Linked DNA regions of Homo sapiens: region 1 is linked to region 2. The links are chromatin loops, found by intact Hi-C in ENCODE. Cell type or tissue: heart right ventricle. All regions are shown on one strand. Each heading gives the region's core, and the rest is flanking DNA. Links, peaks and the distances in the headings are about the cores only.

Region 1 (2,903 bases), core at 295-2,794, 65 kb after region 2:
TCCCTCCTCTTCCTTTTTTTTTTTTTTTTTTTTTGTTTGAGACGGAGTCTCGTTCTGTCACCCAGGCTGGAGTGCAGTGTTGCAATCTCAGCTCACTGCAACCTCTGCCTCCTGGGTTCAAGTAATTCTCCTGCCTCAGCCTCCCGAGTATCTGGGATTACAGTCACGTACCACCCACCTGACTTAATTTTTGTATTTTTAGTAGAGACAGGATTTCGCCATGTTGGCCAGGCTGGTCTTAAACTCCTGACCTCAGGTGATCTGCCCACCTTGCTTGGCCTCCCAAAGTGCTGGGATTACAGGAATGAGCCACCGAGCCTGCCCTCTTTCCTTCTTGTCTTTGGACAAGGATGCCTGTCTTTGGACTTAGGGCCTACCCTAAGTGGATGATCCCATTTGGAGATCCTTAATGAATCTATAAAGAAAGACGTTTTCCAAGTAAGGTCACAATCATGGGTTCCAAGGCCTGGACCTTGACCATGTCTTTGAATGGATGGGAGCCCCTGGGGGGCCACAGTTCAACCCACTCCTGGCGGTGACACCCCGGGAGGGATGGGCCCGAACGTTTCCTTCCCCTTCCTCTCTCTGTCCCTTCATTTCTCATTAGAATGGAAGAGGGGAAGGTGCAGAGGGAAATGCAGCAGGAAAAGCCACTTTGTTCTGGGAGAGCACTTGGCTGAAAGGCCCAGTAGAGCAGGAAGCACAAGTCTCTTAATCTTCCAGGGCCTCAGTTTTCATCATCCACAAAGTGGGTGCAGTGTGCCAAGATTTTAGTGAGTTGAGAGACTGTCCCAAAGACCACAGAGCTTTTTGGGAAGCTGTTGCTCTAAAAAAATGGTCATAATGACAATTACCAGGAGGCATCAGACACTCCTGTGCCACTGGCTAGACATGGGTTATCTCGTTTCATGTCCGAAGCTCCCCGCACCCACCCTCCTTGCAGAGTTGAAGAGGTGCTGTGAGCAGAAAACCTGCCAAGGGACCCAGAACGGGAGGCGGCTCTAGAATCTACAGCTCCAGCCCTGCACCAGACTCCCTCGAGATGGGAGTTCATGCCTGGAGGAGGGTGTGGAGAGGCACACGGGCCTTTCCCCTGTCTGCACTCCTCCCCTACCACCACCCCTGCCGGGCCCACCCTGCGGGAGCTGCCCAGCTGGGTGCAGCCTGGGTGTTTTCCAGTATCCGCCTGTGGTGTCAGGCTGGCTTGCCTCCCCTTGGCCCCTCTGCCTGCAGTTCCTCTCTTCCTCTCTGCCCAAAGAGTTCTTGCTGTTTAGGAAACTTTTTATGAAAGGCAGGTTTGGGAGAGTTAGGGATGGATGGGCCTGGGACGGGCCGGCGGCTTTGCTATGGGCGTGCCTCTGCTGCACCCTGGTGGCCAACCTTGAGTACCGCAGGTGGCCGGTGACAGAAACTGTCAGGAAATGCACAAGAGAGAGGTCCCCGCACCTCTCTGACCTGTGCGTTGTTGAGCACCACTGGCTCCAGCTGAGGAAGAGTCTGGAACCTGTCAGGACAGTTGTGAGGTGGTGGGGCCCACTTTCCAGCAGTCTTATATGAGGACCCTGGAAATGTGCCTTCAGCACTGCTGGGTTTTTATATCAGGGGCCCCATGAGTTCATAGCTGACCTGACACCCGGACTAGTAAGGGCTGTGCCTTGTTCTTGCCTCCCACTTGGTGAACAGCATCTTGAGGTATCTTTCCCATCCTTAGAAACCACCCCAAGTATTGTCAATAGAAATGTGGGGTGTAATTGATCACGCCATGAACTCATTTAATCCTCATGTCCCTGAGAGGCGGGTGACGTTATTATCCACATTTTATGGATGAGGAAACTGAGGGAATGAGAGTAACTTGCCCGAGCCAGGGAGTGGCGATCACACACTCCAACTCCAGCCTGAGAGCCCCATTCTTCCTGCCGGCTCTCGCTGCCCGTCAGTGTTAGATGAGAGTGCTGCTGGTCAGTCTGCAGGAGGTTCTAGTGTGGACACCGCCCTACACAGGGCCGTGGCAGGAGGGCCTAGGCAAAGGCAACCGGCATAGCACTGAGAGCACTTGAGGGCTGGGCAAGGTGGAGGCCCCGGCCCTGCCTGCTGGCCTACCAAGTAAAAACTAGACATTTTTAACTTGGGGAAAAGCCATGTGGCTCTGCGATGGGGCAGCCTGGAGCCAGGTGTATGGGTTCTGCATCCCGCTCCAGCCTTATGCACTGTGGAGCTGAGACAGACACAGTTCTTGCGTTCTCTATGCCTCATTTTCTTTTCTTTTCTTTTTCTTTTTCTTTTTTTTTTTTTTTGAGACGAAGTTTCACTCTTTTGCCCAGGCTGGAGTGCCGTGGCGTGATCTTGGCTCACCACAACCTCCACCTCCTGGGTTCCAGTGATTCTCCTGCCTCAGCCTCCTGAGTAGCTGGGATTACAGGCGCCTGGTACCAGGCCTGGCTAATTTTTGTATTTTTAACAGAGACGAGATTTCATCATGTTGGCCAGGCTGGTCTCGAACTCCTGACCTCGTGATCCACCCACCTCAGCCTCCCAAAGTGCTGGGATTGCAGACGTGAGCCGTGGTGCCCAGCGTCTACGCCCCATTTTCGTAAGATAATGGGGATAACAAAGGAATCACAAGAGACACTTGCAGGTGTGTGAAGACGAAGTTCATCACATGGGAGGGCACCGGGTGTCTTTATTTGCCTTCCCTGCCCGGCTCCCCACCTCCAGTGATGCCGTTCACTGCCCTCCTTGTTAAAAGGCCTTCTGTTATATAACAGTTACACATGCCAGGCACCGCGTGTTCATATAGGAGTTACGAAGCACAGCAATAAAATGACCACTCTGAGATGGCCACCAGCTCGAGCCCGAGGGCACTTGTGGGTGCCCGTGGTCTCCTGCCCAGTCTCCCTGAGAAG
Region 2 (2,903 bases), core at 101-2,600:
GTGGGGACTTGGGGGTGTGTCTGCAGCTCCTGAGGCCAAGACCAAGGCTGAGGCCGAGGCTGAGGCTGAGGCCACCTTGGTGAGGAGGAAATTGCAGGTGGAGAAGCTCGTTGACCGTGACCTTGATCTGACCGTAATTTTGATGGTGCCGATGCCGTCAGCACGCAGGCCTCCTGCCCTCGCCACGACTGGCTCCTGCAGCCCACCTGGCTGAGAGGTGTGCTGGCTCTCGCAGGTTGCAAAATGGGGACATCACCGTCCGCCTGGGCTACAGCGTGCTCGCCGATTGCATTTGGGGAGGGACTGAGGGCTGATTGTGTTGTGGGGATGTTGGCAGAGAATCAGAGAGGGCATCCAAAAAGGCCAACAGTTCGGTGGGGAGAGGAGGCGCAAGGCTGGTTCCTGTTTTCTGGGCTTTGATCGAAAGGGAACAGGGGACACATCTGGGGACAGTCTCCTTCCTGGAGGAAGAAGGGCTTAGGGTGCTGGTGTGGAGTTTGCACAGATGGGGATAATGAGCTGGAGGGTGCTGGGCAGGAGCTGGCCAGTAATAGGCTGACGAGGGAGGCCCTGCTGGCTGGGCCTGGTTTTCAAGTGAGCATCCTGAGCTGCGGGGACCCAGGGGGTCTTAGAGACCTCAGAGCTGAGACTCGGGACCACAGAGGGGTGGGCTGTGCTCAGGGCAACACAGCGGATGGGGCAGATGTTGCGAAACCTGTCTCTCTGCCTCTCTTTCTCCTGCTACAGAACTGGATCCTCCCAGCTCATGGCTGTCAAATCCTTTAGATGCTTCTGGGTTCCATGGGCGCCTTACACTGGCTTCCCTGTAGGACAGCAGACCCTGGGGGTTGGCTCTGATGGTATTCACCATGGGGTACCCCATGCAAGCACAGTGCTTTCACGCCCAGCCTCCCAGCCTGTGGAGTAGGCCTGTGTCTGGCCAGCCTCACTTTGTGGCCAGAGGAGGGAGACAGTGGTTCTGGAGACAGGAGCTGGCCTGGGGCTGCCCTCCCAGCCCCTGTTCTCCCAGCTCATCTCCTTGCCTTGCGGGTGCTGGCCACCCTCCCCCCGCCAGCTCCATCCCCAGCTTTCTCTGCCCGAGCCGTGACCTGTCAGTAGGGGGCAGTGGAGGCCTTGAAAGTCCTTGGAGAGGACTTTGAAGCAGTTTTTACAAATCTGTCCCTGGAAAGTCTCTCCTGTCACACCCCCAGCGGCTCCCTCCCTCCTAACATTTTTCCTGGGGTTGTCATGCAGCGGGGGGTGGAGGAACCCACTAGGCCGTGGATAGAGCAGAGCCATGTTGACACAAACCCTGGCTGAACCCACATGCTCCCTACAGCCAGCGGCCGATCACTGGAACCAGGGAAGTGACCTCATAGCAAGGGCCCGCAGAGCAGCCATCACGCATTCCCGATCTTGGTTTCTGGACCCAGCTCTGGAAAAGAAGCCAGATCCTAGCCACTTGGAGCTGCCTAGGGAAGACCCCAGCCTGGTGCCGGCTGACAGCTCACTGGAACTTTTCATCTGCTTGGCCAGGTGATGCCAAGGGGCAGAGGTTAGAAGTGCTAAGAAGCAGGCCGAGGGTGGTGGCTCACGCATGTAATCCCAACACTTTGGGAGGCCAAGGCGGGTGAATCCCTTAAGGTCAGGAGTTCAAGACCAGGCTGGTCAACATGGCGAAACCCCATCTCTACTGAAAATACAAAAATTAGCCAGGTATGGTGGTGCACGCTTGTAATCCCAGCTACTCTGGAGGCTGAGGCAGGAGAATCTCTTGAACCCGGGAGGCAGAGGTTGCAGTGAGCCGAGACTGTGCTACTGCACTCCAGCCTGGGCAACAGAGCAATACTCCGTATCAAAAAAAAAAAAAAGAAGAAGAACAAGAAGTGCTAAGAAGCATCTGTCTTCCTGATTGAAAAGCAATCTTTGCTGGGCGTGGTGGCTCACGCCTGTAATCCCAGCTTTGGGAGGCTGCGGTGGGAGAGTCGCTTGAGGCCAGGCGTTCGAGACCAGTCTGGGCAACAGAGGTGCTAGGGGTAGTGGCGCTTGCCTGTAGTCCCAGCTCCTCAGGAGGCTCAGGTAGGAGGATTGCTTGAGTTAGGAGTTTGAGGCTGCAGTGAGCTATGACCACACCACTGTACTCCAGCTCCTGGGTGACAGGATGAGACCCTGTCTCAAAAAACAAAACACAAACAAAAAACCAACGTTTATCTTTTGTGATTTTAAAAATCACACCTACTTGTGACAAAATAATTAAATTAGAAAATGTAAAGGAAATGATCAATAATAATTGCGTCCTCCAGACAAACACTGTTAACATGTTCACGTTTCCTTCTAGTCTTTTTCTACATAGACACTCAATACTTATTAATTTGTTTTGAACTAAAGATGGTTTTCTCTGCTTTGTATGAGAACCACCTCAGCCAGGCACGGTGGTTCACGTCTATAATCCCAGAAAGCTGAGGCAGGCAGATTGCTTGAGCCCACGAGTTTGAGACCAGCCTGGGCAACATGGCGAAACTCCATCTCTACAAAAAAACACAAAAATTAGCCTGGTGTGGTGGCACATGCCTGTGCTCCCAGCTCCTCAGGAGGCTGAGGCAGGAGAATAGCTTGAGCCCGGGAGGTAGAGGTTGCAGTGAGCCAAGATCGTGCCACTGCATTCCAGCCTAGGCAACGGGAGTGAAATGCTGTCTCAAAAAAAAAAAAAAAAAAAAAAAAGTTGCCACGTTGTCACCTCTCTCAGGGATTTTCATCCTTTCTACTTTTCGCCCAAGACTTGCCCTGTAAAAGGATGAGGCCAAATAGCCATGGGAGGGTGGTACTGGATGTTCAAAAAAATGTTTCGTGGCTGGCGGGACTTAGAAACAGGTTGGGGAGGTTTCAGCAGAGGGTGGACCCCA

What was found. Peaks named below come from ENCODE experiments on the same cell type or tissue, not always from the same donor. Only the 100,000 strongest peaks of a DNase experiment are listed, where the experiment ranks them.
Region 1: a loop joins it to region 2, with 7 times the contacts of the local background. A loop is called at or near these places in 105 of 110 quality-filtered maps.

The regions. Positions count from the first base shown.
Region 1 is chr17:77,493,753-77,496,655 of GRCh38, forward strand. The region is part of intron 10 of SEPTIN9 (septin 9); the gene reads left to right. Among named protein-coding and RNA genes, the nearest start is that of MIR4316, 98 kb to the left of the region's middle. RefSeq lists an enhancer at 2,675-2,903. In heart right ventricle, for the core only: CTCF peaks have their summits at 1,370 (motif pointing left) and 1,581; a DNase peak (open chromatin) is centred at 1,369.
Region 2 is chr17:77,429,134-77,432,036 of GRCh38, forward strand. All of the region lies in intron 3 of SEPTIN9 (septin 9), which reads left to right. LOC112268199 (a long non-coding RNA gene) reads right to left here. Exons shown (of 2, transcript XR_002958141.2): 2 at 1-2,169. Among named protein-coding and RNA genes, the nearest start is that of MIR4316, 34 kb to the left of the region's middle. In heart right ventricle, for the core only: a CTCF peak has its summit at 1,106 (motif pointing right); a DNase peak (open chromatin) is centred at 1,198; H3K4me3 peaks cover 450 bases; H3K27ac peaks cover 2,129 bases.